Regions from separate parts of the Homo sapiens genome. Here region 1 is linked to region 2. The links are chromatin loops, found by intact Hi-C in ENCODE. Cell type or tissue: MCF 10A. All regions are shown on one strand. Each heading gives the region's core, and the rest is flanking DNA. Links, peaks and the distances in the headings are about the cores only.

What was found. Peaks named below come from ENCODE experiments on the same cell type or tissue, not always from the same donor. Only the 100,000 strongest peaks of a DNase experiment are listed, where the experiment ranks them.
Region 1: a loop joins it to region 2, with 4 times the contacts of the local background. A loop is called at or near these places in 2 of 110 quality-filtered maps.

Annotation. Positions count from the first base shown.
Region 1 is chr4:41,116,802-41,124,395 of GRCh38, reverse strand. All of the region lies in intron 2 of APBB2 (amyloid beta precursor protein binding family B member 2), which reads left to right. Among named protein-coding and RNA genes, the nearest start is that of APBB2, 94 kb to the left of the region's middle. In MCF 10A, for the core only: no CTCF peak of the experiment used is centred there; DNase peaks (open chromatin) are centred at 3,725 and 3,975.
Region 2 is chr4:40,921,356-40,928,949 of GRCh38, reverse strand. The region is part of intron 10 of APBB2 (amyloid beta precursor protein binding family B member 2); the gene reads left to right. Among named protein-coding and RNA genes, the nearest start is that of NSUN7, 180 kb to the right of the region's middle. RefSeq lists a silencer at 4,824-5,118. In MCF 10A, for the core only: a CTCF peak has its summit at 4,236 (motif pointing right); a DNase peak (open chromatin) is centred at 4,269.

The DNA.
Region 1 (7,594 bases), core at 2,368-4,867, 200 kb before region 2:
ATACAAAAAATTAGCCGGGCATGGTGGTGGGCGCCTACAGTCCCAGCTACTCAGGAGGCTGAGGCAGGAGAATGGCGTGAATGCGGGAGGCGGAGCTTGCAGTGAGCCGAGATCACGCCACTGCACTCCAGCCTGGGCGACAGAGTGAGACTTTGTCTCAAAAAATAAAATAAATAAAATAAAATAAATGCTTGAAGAAAAGTCAAAAGTAGGAGAAGAATTTTGTGACAGCTGAAAATTATAGAAATTTGTATTTCATTGTTTATAATAAAGTTTTATTGGAACACAGCTGTGTTCATCTATGTATGAGGATATTCCGCACTGTATATCAAAGCTCTGTGGGCAAGCTTCTTCCTGCTGAGGCAGCACAGCTTTCTGGATGGCCATGAAAAGCAACTTTCATGGTACAGCAGCAGAGTTGAGTATTGTCACAGAGACTCTAGTCCACACAGTGTTCAGTTATTTACTGTCTGGTCCTTTACAGATATCTCTGCCCTTCCCTGCTAGTTTAAGCAATCGTTTAAATTTACTTGTGGTTTTTTTTTGTTTTGTTTTGTTTTTTGGTTTTTTTTTGTGAGACAGAGTCTTGCTGTCGCCCAGGCTGGAGTGCAGTGGTGCCATCTCGGCTCACTGCAACCTCCGCCTTCCAACTTCAAGCAATTCTCCTGCCTCAGCCTCCTGAGTAGCTGGTACTGCAGGCGCATGCCACCATACCCAGCTAATTTTTGTATTTTTAGTAGAGATGGAGTTTCACCATGTTGACCAGGCTGGTCACAAACTCCTGACCTCACCTGCCTTGGCCTCCCAAAGTGCTGGGATTACAGGTGTGAGCCACCACACTCAGCCTCTGAATTTACATTTGATCATATTTTTGATTGTTTACTGTGCAGTGTGCTGGTTTTGACATGCAGGGTGGAATATCCTCATGTTGGATGGCAGGTTATTCCATAAGCTCATCTTTTAATAGAAACAGAATCCCTTCAATGTAATCTGCAAAAGATAACCACTGAGCATCTCCTTGGTCACTGGAAATTGAGCCACAACCATTAAGAAAGTGGACCAGCTGTTCTTTCTTTTCCCTCTCTGACCGACCGAATCATTCATTTATTCAACAAATATTTAGTGAGTGCCGGCTGTCTGCTTGCCACTGTTCAGCCAGTGACGATGAATGGTGAGCCTAACAAAAGCCCCTCCTTGGGGACCCTACATTCTCATAGGAGGAGATGGATCGTAAGCACTGGGGGGAAGAAGCACCAGGAAGAAAAGACAAAGGGGGAGAGAGAGAGAGAGAGAGCTGGGGCAAGAGAGGGCTGCTGGAGATGTGGTGCTGGGCCAAGGCTTTTGGCCACAAGAATCAGGTGAGTAGGAATTTGTGACATGAAGACTCAGGAGGTGGCATTCCAGGTGGAGGGAACTGCAGGGGCATAGGCCCCCAGGTGGAGCCAGTGCGGCGTGTTTGAAGAATGGGAATGCTGTTCTGGAGGCCAGGGCAGAGGTGAGGACAGAAAAATATTGGTGGGGCGAGGGACAGGTTTCGGAGGGCATGGCACGGCAGGGCAGAATAAGGACTTAAAACATTTTTAATTCTGGGAGAGACGAAAAGGCTTTGAGCAAAGAACTAACTTGATCTGGTAATGTTTTTTAAAAAAATCACTGAAATTACAAGATATATCCTCTGCCTTGTGGTTTATTGCAGATAATGGCATTTTGTGGATTAAAAGAAAGAAAAACCCTTTCAGTTCACCAGCCACAACAGTTAGCTTTAAGAGTGTTATAAAAGTAGGATCAAAACAATAGGAATTACAGGCCAGGATCTTCTTAGGGGAGTGTTCAAAGCTTCAGGTATCCATATCAGTCCAGGTCCCATAAGAAAACAGGTGGCATATGGTAGGTAATGGGAAGACAATGGACTCTAGTGTGGAGGGAATGCCACTCCTACCTTGGTGCTTCAGGACAATTAATCTGCTAGTGTTGTTTAGAATGGATTGAAGAACAGAGGGGAAGAAGGTAGGGAGACCAAATTGTTTCATTAAATTATATAAAAAATTTTCAAAAAAAGTCAGCTTCTATTGTGGAGGAAAACTATTGTACAGACCCCAGTCAGAACAGTGAAGATACTTGTACTGTCCTCAAGTGTCATTGTACTTGTTGATTAACATATATTAAAAACAAGCAGGTGTGGTGGCTCACACTGGTAATCTTTGCACTTTGGGTGGCCAAGGCAGGAGGATTGCTTGAGCCCAGGAGTTTGAGACCAGCCTGGGCAACTTAGTAAGACTCCTGTCTGTACAAAAAATAAACAAAATTAGTCAAGCCTGGTGGTGTGCCCTGTAGTTCCACTACTTAGGAGGCTGAGGTCAGGGATTGCTTGAGCTCGGGAAGTCAAGGCTACAGTGAGTCGAGATGGGGCCACTGCACTCCAGCTTTGGTGACAGTGTGAGACACTGTTTCAGACACACACACATACACACACACATACACACATACACACACACACACACAACCAAAAAAGGAAGCCATATATTAAAAATGTTGCCATAAAAAATATTGGGGACAGGGTATATAGGAGCCACAAAGACGTGGCTGCATCCGGGGGCTAGTAATAGCCAAGCTCCTCCCACTCCTAGGCCTGAGGGGTGAGGGAGGAAGCAGTTTCCAGGGGACCCTATATAGAGAGCCACCTGACAGGACCCAGGGAATATGGTGGGAAAGGATTTGGCTGAACCAAAATGGGAGCCAGTGGGCAAGACAGCCTGTTGTTAAATGGGTCAGCTTCCCAGAACACACAACACGGTGGCAGAGTAGAGGGCAGGTGGAGGATTTCCATCCTAGGGGACACCTCAGGAGTCTTAGCTGCATCCCAACTCTGTCGCTTTCCCTCACTCCCACCACCAGCCACACCACAGATGCGCACGCATGAGCGTGTACACACGCACGCTCCCAAGTACCCTCTGGTATTCTTCCATTGCTTTTCTGACCAGGACAGAGGAACTATTTATTAATTGTGAAATTTGAGGACATTTCTCATTATTTTTGTGGTATTTGATGCTATAATATTTGCAAGACAAGGAACATGTGGGTAGCTCTACGCATTCCATTTTCCATTCCTGATAAAAATTCAAAGCACGTATGTTACTGATGCTAGAGTTAAACATTTTATTTTTTAAAAGTATCATTTCTAATTGGCTGCAGAAGGAAAAATACAGTAAGCAGGACATTAAAAATCTTGGGGAACTATATTCAGTTTTGGCTATTCTGGTTACAAACAAAGCAAGCATTGAATTTTAGCCACTTCAAACAGTTTTCGTTTTCCACCGTTGAGCATGTTAAAACTGTGAAGACACAGAAGTACCATTCAGTAAACTGCTTCTTTCAGCAGCTTCTGTGATATCCCAGTACTTTGGAAGCCTTCCATTTTCTTTCAGGTACAAGAAGTTAACACCCTGAATTAGTCACTATCTGTGTATATAAAGCCAGGAGCTTTATATTTTGTACTGAGGCAGAGCTGAAGTTTTTAGATAATTTGATCTTTTAAAAATATTTGACTTTTCACTTGATTTAGGTTCTGAGAATCAAAGGTTCTACTAACAAAATGGTCAACTTGGCAAAGAGAAATATGCAGAAGTCAATTTTAGGCTGTATTTTGCAAGAGCGCGGTGCCTGTGAAAGCAGCCCAAGCTGTACGGATGGTGAAACTCATTTTTCTCCCCTACTTTTTCTGGAATCTGGCCAAAAATTAAGTATCGTGGCACATTTTCTCAACAATCTTGGCCCCAAATTGGAGGGCTGGCTCAGGGCCCCAGGGGAAAAGAAAACTCCCTTTTCCATTTATGATTATCAGCCATGTTATAAAACTTAAACATTATTTTAAGGTCAAGGAAAATAAGTCACCTTGAATTTCCCGTAAGTTTTGAAGCACTGGAACGAGGTCTGTTTTTGTTCCTTGGCTTTTGCTCATGTGTCGGTTTTGCAGCACAGGATCAGTCACGTGGTTGTGGGGCCTTTGGGGTTGAGGAGCTTCCACTGCATGCAAAGGCACTTTGTTAACACAGCGGGACCTGGGTGAGTGAGCCAGGTCCTAGGCCTGAGTCGGTTTATATAATTCTGCTCAGGAGATTGGAGGCATGAACAGATAGGTGGCCTGCAGAGAAAGAGAGAACCTCCATGGATGACAAGAGGACTGTGGAAAATTATTAAAAAATGAGAGGGATCCTGTCTTTCTGGTGGAGAGAGTGAAAACACAGCTGGCATGGAGCCAGGCCTTGAAGGATCCTGAGGAACAGAGTCACTAGTCGTGGATTTGAATGAGTTCTGTGTCTTGACTTCAACTCGTAAGCCTCCGTTTTCCTCATCTATATAATGGTGATGACATCTTTACCACCCATATCACGGTATTTTTATGAGGCTAAATTACAGCATGGAACACAAACCATAAAATACCCGAATGCTGTTACTTATTATTGTCATGAATATTATCAAATGGCATCTGTTAAATATTTATTTTTGATGCTTGTTATCACATTTGTAGTTTTCCAGGAGTTTGATCTAAAAAACACAGTTGCTGCCACTGATGGTGATTTCTTAGGCCAGCTCCACATAGGAAGGTTTTTATATGTGGTAGACTTTTTATATGTGCAGATCTCACAAATGCAGTGTGGAGTCTCTTGTTACAGTTGAGAGGAGTCTCTGGACAGGGTATGTGAAAGGCTGAGCTCCCTTCTTTAGGCAGGAATCGGATATAGTATGGTGGAGTATGTTAATGTACAGACAGACGCTTGAAGTTCTGGGTTTAAGATTGTCTATAGAACTTGGGAATTGGGACTGCGATTTTTAAGGAAAAAAAAATTGCCAACTTTTTTTTTTTTTTTTTTTTAATGGAACTTCCTAGAGCCTTTCTGGGACTTACTTTACTTGTTAGAGGAGTAGGAGGTGTGGTAAATTCCTTCCTGGGTATGTTAATTAAAATGTAGTGAATTAAGCTGGAGAACTTGGAGCCCGAAACATGTTAGTGTTGTATAAAAGGAGGAATATAAATGCATGAGATTAAGTTTAAAAAACACGTGCCACACATTTAGCTAGAGATCCTAGTTCAAACTCACTCCCCCAGTCGGCCCCATTCACACGTTTCAGTGCCACCTTCTTTGTTAAAGACGATAGGACTACACTTCTTTGGAATTAGTTTAAGAGGTAGTTTATAAGCCAGTCAAGAAAATTGACCTCATGTTCATGCTCTTAAAAAAAAAAAATCAATTATTTTTGAGACAGGCCTCACTCTGTCACCCAGGCTGGAGTGCAGTGGCATGATCTCGGTTTGCCGCAGCCTCAACCTCCAGGGCTCAAACCATCTTCCTGCCCCCTCCTCCTGAGTAGCTGGGGCCACAGGTGCGCACTACAACGCCTGGCTAATTTTTGTATTTTTGTAGAGTTGGGGTTTCGCTGTATTGCCAAGGCCAGTCTTGAACTCCTGAGCTTAATCATTTTGCCTGCTTCAGCCTGCCAAAGTGCTAGAATTACAGGCGTGAGCCACCGCGCCCGGCCAGTCTTAATTTTTTTTAAAGCATTTTTAGATTTACAGGAAAACTGAGCAGATAGTACAGGGTATCTCAATACTCCCTCACCTCCCTTTCTCTTTTTTTGTATCTTAATATGGTATGCTTGTTATAATTAAGCTATATTGATACGTTTTTATTAACTAAAGGCTATCAGATTTATTCAGCACATATAAAAAGTACCACATATAAAAACCTTCCTATATGAAGCTGGCCTAATAAATCACCATCAGTGATAGTAACTCTTTTTTTAGATCAAACTCCTGGAAAACTACAGATGTGATAACAAGCGTCACAGACACATAAATATTTAATAGATGCCATTTGATAATATTAATGACAATAATTAACAGCATTCGGGTATTTGACGGTTTGTGTTGCATGCTGTAATTTAGCCTCATAAAAATACCATGATATGGGTGGTAAAGGTATCATCATCATTTTATAGATGAGGAAAACGGAGGCTTAGAAATTGAAGTCAAGACACAGAACTCATTCAAATCCACGACTAGTGACTCTGTTCCTCAAGATCCTTCAAGGCCTGGCTCCATGTCAGCTCATTCAAATCCACGACTAGTGGCTAATTAGATCAGATTTCCTTAGGGTTTTTTGTTTTTGTTTTTTGTTTTTTGTTTTGATAGGATCTTGCTCCATCACCCAGGCTGGAGTGCGTGGTACAATCATGGCTCACTGCAGCCTTGATCTCCCAGGCTCAACTGATCTTCCTTCCTCAGCCTCCTGAATAGCTGGGACCACAGGTATGCCCCACTGCTCCTGGCTAATTTTTTTTTTTGTTTTGTTTTGTAGATACAGTTTCTCCGTGTTGCCCAGGCTGGTCTTGAACTCCAGGGCTCATGTGAGTCTCTCCCCACTTAGCTTCTCAAAGTGCTGGGATTACAGATATGAGCCACTGCCCTCAGCTAGATTTCCTTAGTTTTGACCTGAGTCAAATACTGTCCTTTTTCATTTGCCACTTTATCCCATCATGTAGAACAGTTGCCTGACACATAGTGACTTTGCACAGATGTTGTTGAAATAAAGATGCTCTGCCTGCCCTTGAGTTGGTATAATAGAGTAGGGAAGGATCAAGCCATGGTGCAAATGACACCACACTAGCGCTTAGGAATTTGGAAGCAGATGGGGCTGAGTGGGAATGAACCCTGGCCCTACCATCCACCAATCCTATGACTTGGGCAAGTCACCCATCCTCTCAACCTGTTTTCTCACCTGTGAAAAGAAGATGATAATAATTCCTAGGCCAGGCGTGGTGCCTCACGCCTGTAATCCCAGCACTTTGGGAGGCCAAGGCGGGTGGATCACAAGGTCAGGAGTTGAAGACCAGCCTGGCCAAGATGGTGAAACCCCATCTTTATCAAAAATACAAAAATTAGCTGGGCGTGGTGGTGGGCACCTGTAATCCCAGCTATTCGAGAGGCTGAGGCAGGAGAATTGCTTGAACCTGGGAGGTGGAGGTTGCAGTGAGCTGAGATTGCGCCACTGCACTCCAGCCTGGGTGACAGAGTGAGACTCCATCTCAAAAAAAAAAAAAAATAATAATAATAATAACAACAATAATAATTCCTACCTCATTGAGGTAGGGATTAAATGAAAGAACACATATGAGAGTTTCCAGACTCTGGCCTCACCCATGAGAAACTCTTAGTAAATATCTTCTTAAAGACCATGCAGGACAGAATGTGATACCTGTGATGTGAGCTGCAGAGTGTCACTGAGAGTCAGAAAAGAGGGGATCGCCTAAAGTTGGGATGGGGGGTTAGGAAAGCTTTCCTAGAGAGGGCAACATTTGTGATGGACCCAAAAGAATGGGTCTGTTCTTAACTGAGGGACAGTGATGGGAGAATAAAACACCAGGTTGAGAGACTGTATCTCACAAAGCGACAGAGGTGGGAACGTGTGAGAATGTCTTTTGGAGGAAAGAAAATCACCCAATGTAAGTGGACTATAATTTAATTTGGCAAGACAACACGACGAGAGAGAGAAAGGTGTAAGGCCATAAATGCTTTTGACAGATATATATTTCAGCT
Region 2 (7,594 bases), core at 2,958-5,457:
TTGCATTTTAGTCTCTATGCATGTATTCATTCGTTCGTTCATTCATTCATTCATTCGTTCATTTTGAGACGGGAGCTCACTCTGTCATCCAGGCTGGAGTGCAGTGGTGCGATCTCGGCTCACTGCAACCGCCGCCTTCTGGGTTCAAGTGACTCTCCTGCCCCTGCCTGCCGAGTAGCTGGGATTAGAGGTGTACACCACCACACCCAGCTAATTTTTTTATTTTTAGTAGAGACAGGGTTTCACCATGTTGGCCAGGCTGACCTCGAATTCTGATCTCAAGTGATCTATCCGCCTTGGCCTCTCAAAGTGCTGGGATTACAGGCATGAGCCACTGCACCTGGCCACATTTTTTTTAAAATTATTTATTTGAGACAGAGTGTCGCTCTTCTTGCCCAGGCTGGAGTGCAGTGGTGCAATCTCAGCTCACTGCAACCTCTGCCTCCTGGTTCAATCGATTCTCCTGCCTCAGCCTCCCAAGTAGCTGGGATTACAGGCATGTGTCAACACACCTGGCTGATTGTGTGTGTGTGTGTGTGTGTGTGTGTGTGTGTGTGTGTGTTTTCTTTAGTAGAGATGTTGTTTCATCATGTTGGTCATGCTGGTCTTGAACTCCTGACCTCAGGCGATCCCACTGCCTCGGCCTCCCAAAGTGCTGGGATTACAGGCATGAGCCACTGCGCCCAGTCCCCTTAACTTCAGAACTATCTGCTTCTGTAATCTTAGACATTTTCTTCAGTCAGTTCTTTTTCTATTTTACGCCACTTTTCCATGGAAAATGTTTTAAAACTTTCTATATCCAAGGCTTTTGTAGATGATTGCCCTTCAGGCCGCATTTGTTAAGAAGACAACTCCTTGGCACGTTTTAGGCGGCCAGGTAGCTTGCACTTCTCAATCCCCATCACCCGCTGTGCTCATGTTACTTTAATATCTTAGATTTGGAATTTAGCCCTTTTCCCGTGGCACATGGCTGACCAAATTCTTGATTAACATTCAAATAAAAACCAGTTACAATCAAATTGTAGAAAACTTAATGCTTTGAAATATATATACCGTTTTGTCAGAGTTCTTTTCTGTCCTTTGTGTAACTCCGCTCAGACTTCTGTAAAGGAGATGTTCTGCCACCTGGTGGACAATATTGAAAATTACATCTTTAAAGAAGAGGGGCTGGGCGCGGTGGCTCATGCTTTAAGTAATCCCAGCACCTAGGGAGGCTCAGGCAGGCAGATCTCTTGAGCCCAGGAGTTCGAGACCAGCCTGGGCAACATGGTGAAACCCTGTCTCTACAAAAAATGCAAATATTAGCCTAACGTGGTGGCATGCGTCTGTAGTCCCAGCTACTCGGGAGGCTGAGGTGGGAAGATCACTCGAGCCCAAGGAGGTCGAGGCTACAGTGAGCCATGATCGGCCACTGCACTTCAGCCTGGGTGACAGAGTGAGACCCTGTCTCTAAAAAAAAGAGGGGCAACATTTCATCTGGAATCAGAATTTCTTTTGCTTGGAAGTAACATTAGAGCCCATCTAATGGGCCTTTATTTTAGAGGTGAGAAAAATGAGTCATAGAGTTATTTGTGATAACAACTAGTTCTTGGTGGAGATGGCATTTGAAGATGGGTCTTCTGGGCCTCTGACCGCTCCATCCTGCTGTCTCTGTCTCAGTGTATAACACGTCATTTTCAATATATTTGTCAGGAGAGGTTTTTGGTACTGTTTTTAGAACCTTGTTCTTTGAAACACATAATTAAGGAAACGGGTAAGGAAGATTGTGCTGCCCCAGAGATTAAATTTTCTGGGTTTCAGCGTCCTCATCTTTCAAATGAATGTGTCATCAAATTAGAAGTCATTTCAGGTTCTGAGAAAATTTCAGATTTCAAATGAAATGTAGTAGCCCTGATCTGTGGCATCTGGAGATGAAATAGTCTGATCTGTATTTAAGTCTGGAGAAGGAAAGAGAGAGCGCCATGAACCAGGGCTGGCTCTTCTTTCCTGAACACTCACTGTGTGTGTGCCCTCCCCTCTGCCAGGCACTTACGTGCAATTTTCCTGCAAAAACAAGGCATTATAGTTATGTTTCCATATTGTAGATAAGAAACCGATGCTTAGAAGACGTCAATTTATCACACAGCTAGTAACTAATGGAACAGGGACTCAAACACAGATGCATTTGATTCCAAAGGCCAGGAAAGTGTCACGCCCACCTGTTCCCAGTTATCGCTTCTCTCAGCTTTAAGATCATTTTGGGGCCAGGCGTGGCGGATCACCTGAGGTCAAGATTTCGAGACTAGCCTGGCCAACATGACGGAACTCTTGTACCTACTAAAGACACAAAAATTAGCTGGGCGTGGTGGCACATGCCTGTCATCCCAGCTGCTTGGGAGGCTGAGGCAGGAGAATTGCTTGACCCTGGCAGGCGGAGGCAGAGGTTGCAGTGAACCAAGATCGCGCCACCGCATGCCAGCCTGGGCAACAGAGCAAGACTCCATCTCAAAAAAAAAAAAATCATTTTGGCAATTTGGGATTGGAGTAGCAGAGTTGTTGGAGGTGGGAATGGGTGAAGGAATTGGAAGGTCAGTGCTTGAGGACAGACTCCTTCTCACCCTCATCCAGACTTGTGGTCCAATCCTTTGCGGTGCTTTTCACACGTTACTGTACCTGTGGGCAAATTCTGATTCATTTGCTCTGGGGTGGGACATGAAATTGCATTTCTGTTAAGTTTGCAGGTGATACCAATACTGCCAGTCTACAAACAACACAGAGTAATAACATTATACAGTTGGAAACATGATAAAAAGAAGGCACCAATTTTGTGCAGCTTCTGCAGCGAAGTAGACATAGTCTTTCTATGCAGTATCTTCTAGTTCTTTTATGGCCATTTGCAACCAGTTCGCAGCTGCTCAGGAACTTTTTTTATTGGCACTGGATTTTGTGAAAGCTTTGTGTGCCTCCTTACTCTTTTGTTATAACTTACCTCAGATGGAGAGGAAGAGGAAGGAGATGAAACAAACCATCGGGTAGTAGGTTTGACGGAGCTTTCTGAACTGAATGGCGAATGGACATGAGATTCCAATATTCATCTGTGAGCTTTATTTATCTGTGCCCTCCCTTGGTTCCTATTAGCATAGATTTTCATGAAGTAATTATATTAGCAGCTACTGACTAGATTAGCACTAATAGATAAGCAGGAAGTAGTAGGGAAGTACCTTTTCTCATTCAGATTTATTTCTGGTCTGTGTAGCAAATTCATTGTCATTACTTAGCATTTATATGGGATGTTACAGCTGCATGTAGTTCTTATAATTGATTTTTATTCACGTGGTACAGGTTTCTTTCAGAAATCCTGATCTGTGTGGAAGTTTGGGTTTGATTTGCACTGTTGATTCATTCATTGAGTCAGAGACGTTTATTGAATGCTAAGTGCGAAAGGAGCATACATACTTAATGTATGGTGTGGTTAAGAGCATGGACTCTGGACCCAGACTGCCCGGGTTTAAAGCCAGGCTCTGCTGCTTACCAGCTGGATGACCTTGGGCAAGTTACCTACCCCCTCTGTGCCTCAGTTTCTTCATCTGCAAAATGAGGGTAATGATGGAGCCAACCTCACATGGCTGTTATAAACATTGAATTGACATACTATAAACACTATAAATATACATGTAAAGGTCTTGGAACAGTCCTTAGCACATAATAAGCATTCTTTATGCATTCGCCATTATACTGTTCCTACTACCAGAAGGAATGGATATGGCCCCTGCCTTCAAGTAATGGAGAAGAAACAAGCAAATTCAATGCACTGTACCAGGAGCTGAGCTACTGAGTCACGAATGGGGGTTGTTCCGGGGGCATATTCCATGGCTGGTTGAAAGGGGTGGCTCGGGTGGTTTCCCAGAAGGAGACGATACCTTAGCTAATAAGTATATTTGAATTGTCACTGGAGTTAGTGATTCCCTCTCCCCCCGCCACCATACTTTTCAAAAAATGTAAGTGTGGAAGCTTTGAAAATGATTTGATATGTAAATTTGTGTTCATTTTCAGCAAATGCTTTTAGGAACAGATCTGTTAAGATGAGGTCCATCTGTATTTGCCCAATACTGTGGATAACATTGTTTCTGTTATCTGTTCCTGCGTGCTATGTAGCAAACTGCACCAAAACTTCGTAGCTTAAAACAATTATTTATTTTGCTCAGGATTTAGTGGGTTCCAGAGTCTGGGGAGGGTTTGGCGGTGCAGTTCCTGCCTGATCCACATGGGGGCGGCCGGAGCTGGAGGATCCTCTTCAAAGATGGCTTCTTCTCCAACCTGCTTCCTGGCTCAGTGCTCCTCCTCACGTCCTCCAGGGCCTCTCCATGTGGCTTGGTCTTCTCATGGTGTGGTCTCTGGGTAGGCAGTTGTACTTTTTACCTGGTGTCCAGCTTCTAAGAAGCAGGAAGGTGAAGCCACCAGGTGAGGAAAGGCTCTTCTTGGCAATGGCAGCATGTCACTTCCACCGTATTCTGTTGTTCAGAGTTGTCAGACTCCACTTCTTGATGAGACGTGGCAAGTTCACGTTACAAGGAGCGCATAGGACGGGAGGTTTTAATGCAGCCATCTTTGGGAGGTACAATCTGCCAAACATGTCATTCCCACATTTCAGTCATTCAAAATTAGTGCCTTCAGTACAGGGCAGAAAATAGCAACATGGTTGAATCACGAAACCAAGGTCCAGAGCCAGTGATGGATATATCAAGTCCTGGCTGAATGAGATTCAGCCTCTCATGCATGGCTTTTAGGTTGGCATTCACAAGGGGAAAATAAGGATCATCTCATTCCAGCCTTAGGAAAAGCAGAAGGCGCAGAGAAAGTAACCTGCCCAAGCTTGCACAGCTGGTCGTGGCAGAGCAGGACCCGAAGCCAGGCTCCCTGACCCTTGTCCATCCTGCTTTTCCGTTGAGTGGTGCAGACACTCACTGCCATTGGCCTTGGCTGCTCATTTTGCCTCCTATCCCGGAGGACAGCTTTTGTGTTTCTAAAACTGTTTTCCTCCCTTTATTTGCCAACTCGGCCAAGCATAATGCCGTGTTCCTGGCAGAAGCACGGTGTTATTTCCCTTATTAACTTCTGGTCACTACACTTGCCTGAATGAGCGGTCGAGGAATTGGCAGCCGTGTGTGAGTCCCCGAGTTTTGAAGGGTGCTGTTGAAACAAGATGCATTGTTGTCTAACTCTTGGCAGCTGCGCCCTCTGATGGGCAGATGCCTGGAAAAGCTAATGAAGGAAAGGCAGACTTCCCTCTTCCCCTGAAGGAATGAGGTAGGAAACAGGTGAGGAAATGGGCACCAGCCAGCCGCGGTGGCAGCAGCCGCCATCCTGATGGCACCAGAGCGGCAGGTGTGTGAACCTGGCCTGGTGGGTTCTTGGCACAGAATTTTGGGCCATGAATAATCACAGAACTGAACAGCCTCGGGCAGGAGTAGCCATGGGACATCCATTCAGCAGGTCTGGGTGCTCCAGGAAGGCCAGCTGGTCGAGACCTGGGGGTCCTGAAGCTGGCATTCCAAGGCCATCTGGAAAAGAGCCAGCACGTCTCAGAACTTGTTCTCTCAGGCTTGCTGCCTGAGAGCTTAATGCCAGATACTGGTATTTAGATAGTGATGAAAACATTTCTGCTTTATTTGCAGTTTAAAAATTGATGGAGAGGCTGGGCACGACCGTGGCTCACGCCTGTAATCCCAGCACTTTGGGAGGCCGAGGCGGGCGGATCACAAGGTCAGGAGATCGAGACCATCTTGGCTAACACGGTGAAACCCCGTCTCTACTAAAAATACAAAAAATTAGCCGGGCGCGGTGGCGGGCGCCTGTAGTCCCAGCTACTCGGGAGGCTGAGGCAGGAGAATGGCGTGAACCTGGGAGGGCGGAGCTTGCAGTGAGCCAAGATTGTGCCACTGCAATCCGGCCTGGGCTAAAGAGCGGGACTCCGTCTCAAAAAAAAAAAAAGAAAAAAATTGATGGAGAACTGATGGTTTTTCCTACAGAACAATTAGATTAATTCAGATGCTGGCTGGGTGCAGTGGCTCATGCCTGTAATCCCAGCACTTTGGGAGGCCGAGCGGGGTGGATCCTTTGAGCTCAGGAGTTCAAGACCAGCCTGGCCAACATAGTGAGCCCCCTTCTATAAAAAAAAAAAAAAATACAAAATTTAGCTGGATGTGGTAGAATACACCTGGAGTCCCAGCTACTCAGGAGGCTGACGTGGGAAGACGACTTGAGCCTGGGAGGCAGAGGTTGCACAGAGCCGAGATTGCGCCACTGCACTCCAGCCTGGCCAACAGAACCAGATCCTATCTCAAAAAATAAGTAAATAAATAATTCAGATGCCAAGCCATTTCTAGCTAAGCCACAATACTTTGTCACTTATAGGATTCCTATTTAAAATCTCATCCAATTGTGAGGCCCTATAGCTAAGTCACAAAGATCAAGGTCTGAGTTCTCCCTCTGCTTCTGACTCGTGCTTATAAGAAAATCATTTCAGTAGTCAGCCTTCCACATTTTCAGACTCTAAACTGACACCAAGAGTGGCAGCTCTCAACAGCAGTCTGCAGTAGATTCATCTGTTCACTCGGCATGTATGTATTCAATAGCTAGTACATACATAGCAGGGTAGTAGATCAGTCAGACTGGGGAAGGAAACAAAATAATGCAGCAGAGACAATGCTAATATCATTTAAGAATGACAATTACAGTGCTGCTGGAATTGAAGAAGTAGCTTGCAACTGCACTGCAAGTTGGATTTCTGTTGCTTCATGTTGAAGCAGTTCGGTTAGATGAGTTCACTAAGCCCTAACACATAAATAATTTCACTTAGCTTTAGGAGACCCTCAGACTAATGATCGCTTCATGAAAGGTGTATTTAGTTGTTGAATCCACACATTCCTACCCCAGATCTCTAGCCAGACATGCTTAGTTCCCCCTCTGTTGTTGGCACCAATAGGATATGTGTCCCTTTCGATCCATGATGGTCTCATTCTCTCGGCAGACACGCTGCTCAGGAAGGGGCAGAAAGGTCTCCACCAGGGTCCCACTTTTCTGCCCCAGCCACATTACCAATGGTCAGGTTGAACTGCAAGCGACCCTTGTCTCTAGCAAAGCTGGAAAATGGACCCGTGTAAATGACACATGGAACCCAGAGCCGAAAGCATGTGATTTCTCAAAAAGTGCTTCTCCTGAGAGCCATGCTTTTTTCAGTTACGAGCTCAGATGAGATTGCAACCTAGAGCGTATTTGTAGAAAGTACTTAGTTTTTTTCTCCTCTTCACCAATGCAGTGGGCCAGTGTCACTAAATAAATAAAGCAAAATGCTACATCAGGCTCATCTCTTCTCTTCAGATATTCTTATGCATCTCACCGTGTTTTGGTTGAGAGCTAGAAACAATGGAATGAATGGGCATCCAGTGTCGACCTTCATCATTTGGCAAGAGTAGAGGATGGATGGAGAAGGAAATGAACATTTCTTCAGGTCCAGCCGTGTGCTGGTCGCTCTGCATGCATCTGTCTGATTCTCAGAACCACCATGCAGGGGAGATGAAGTTATTATTCCCATTGTACAAACGAAGAAACTGGG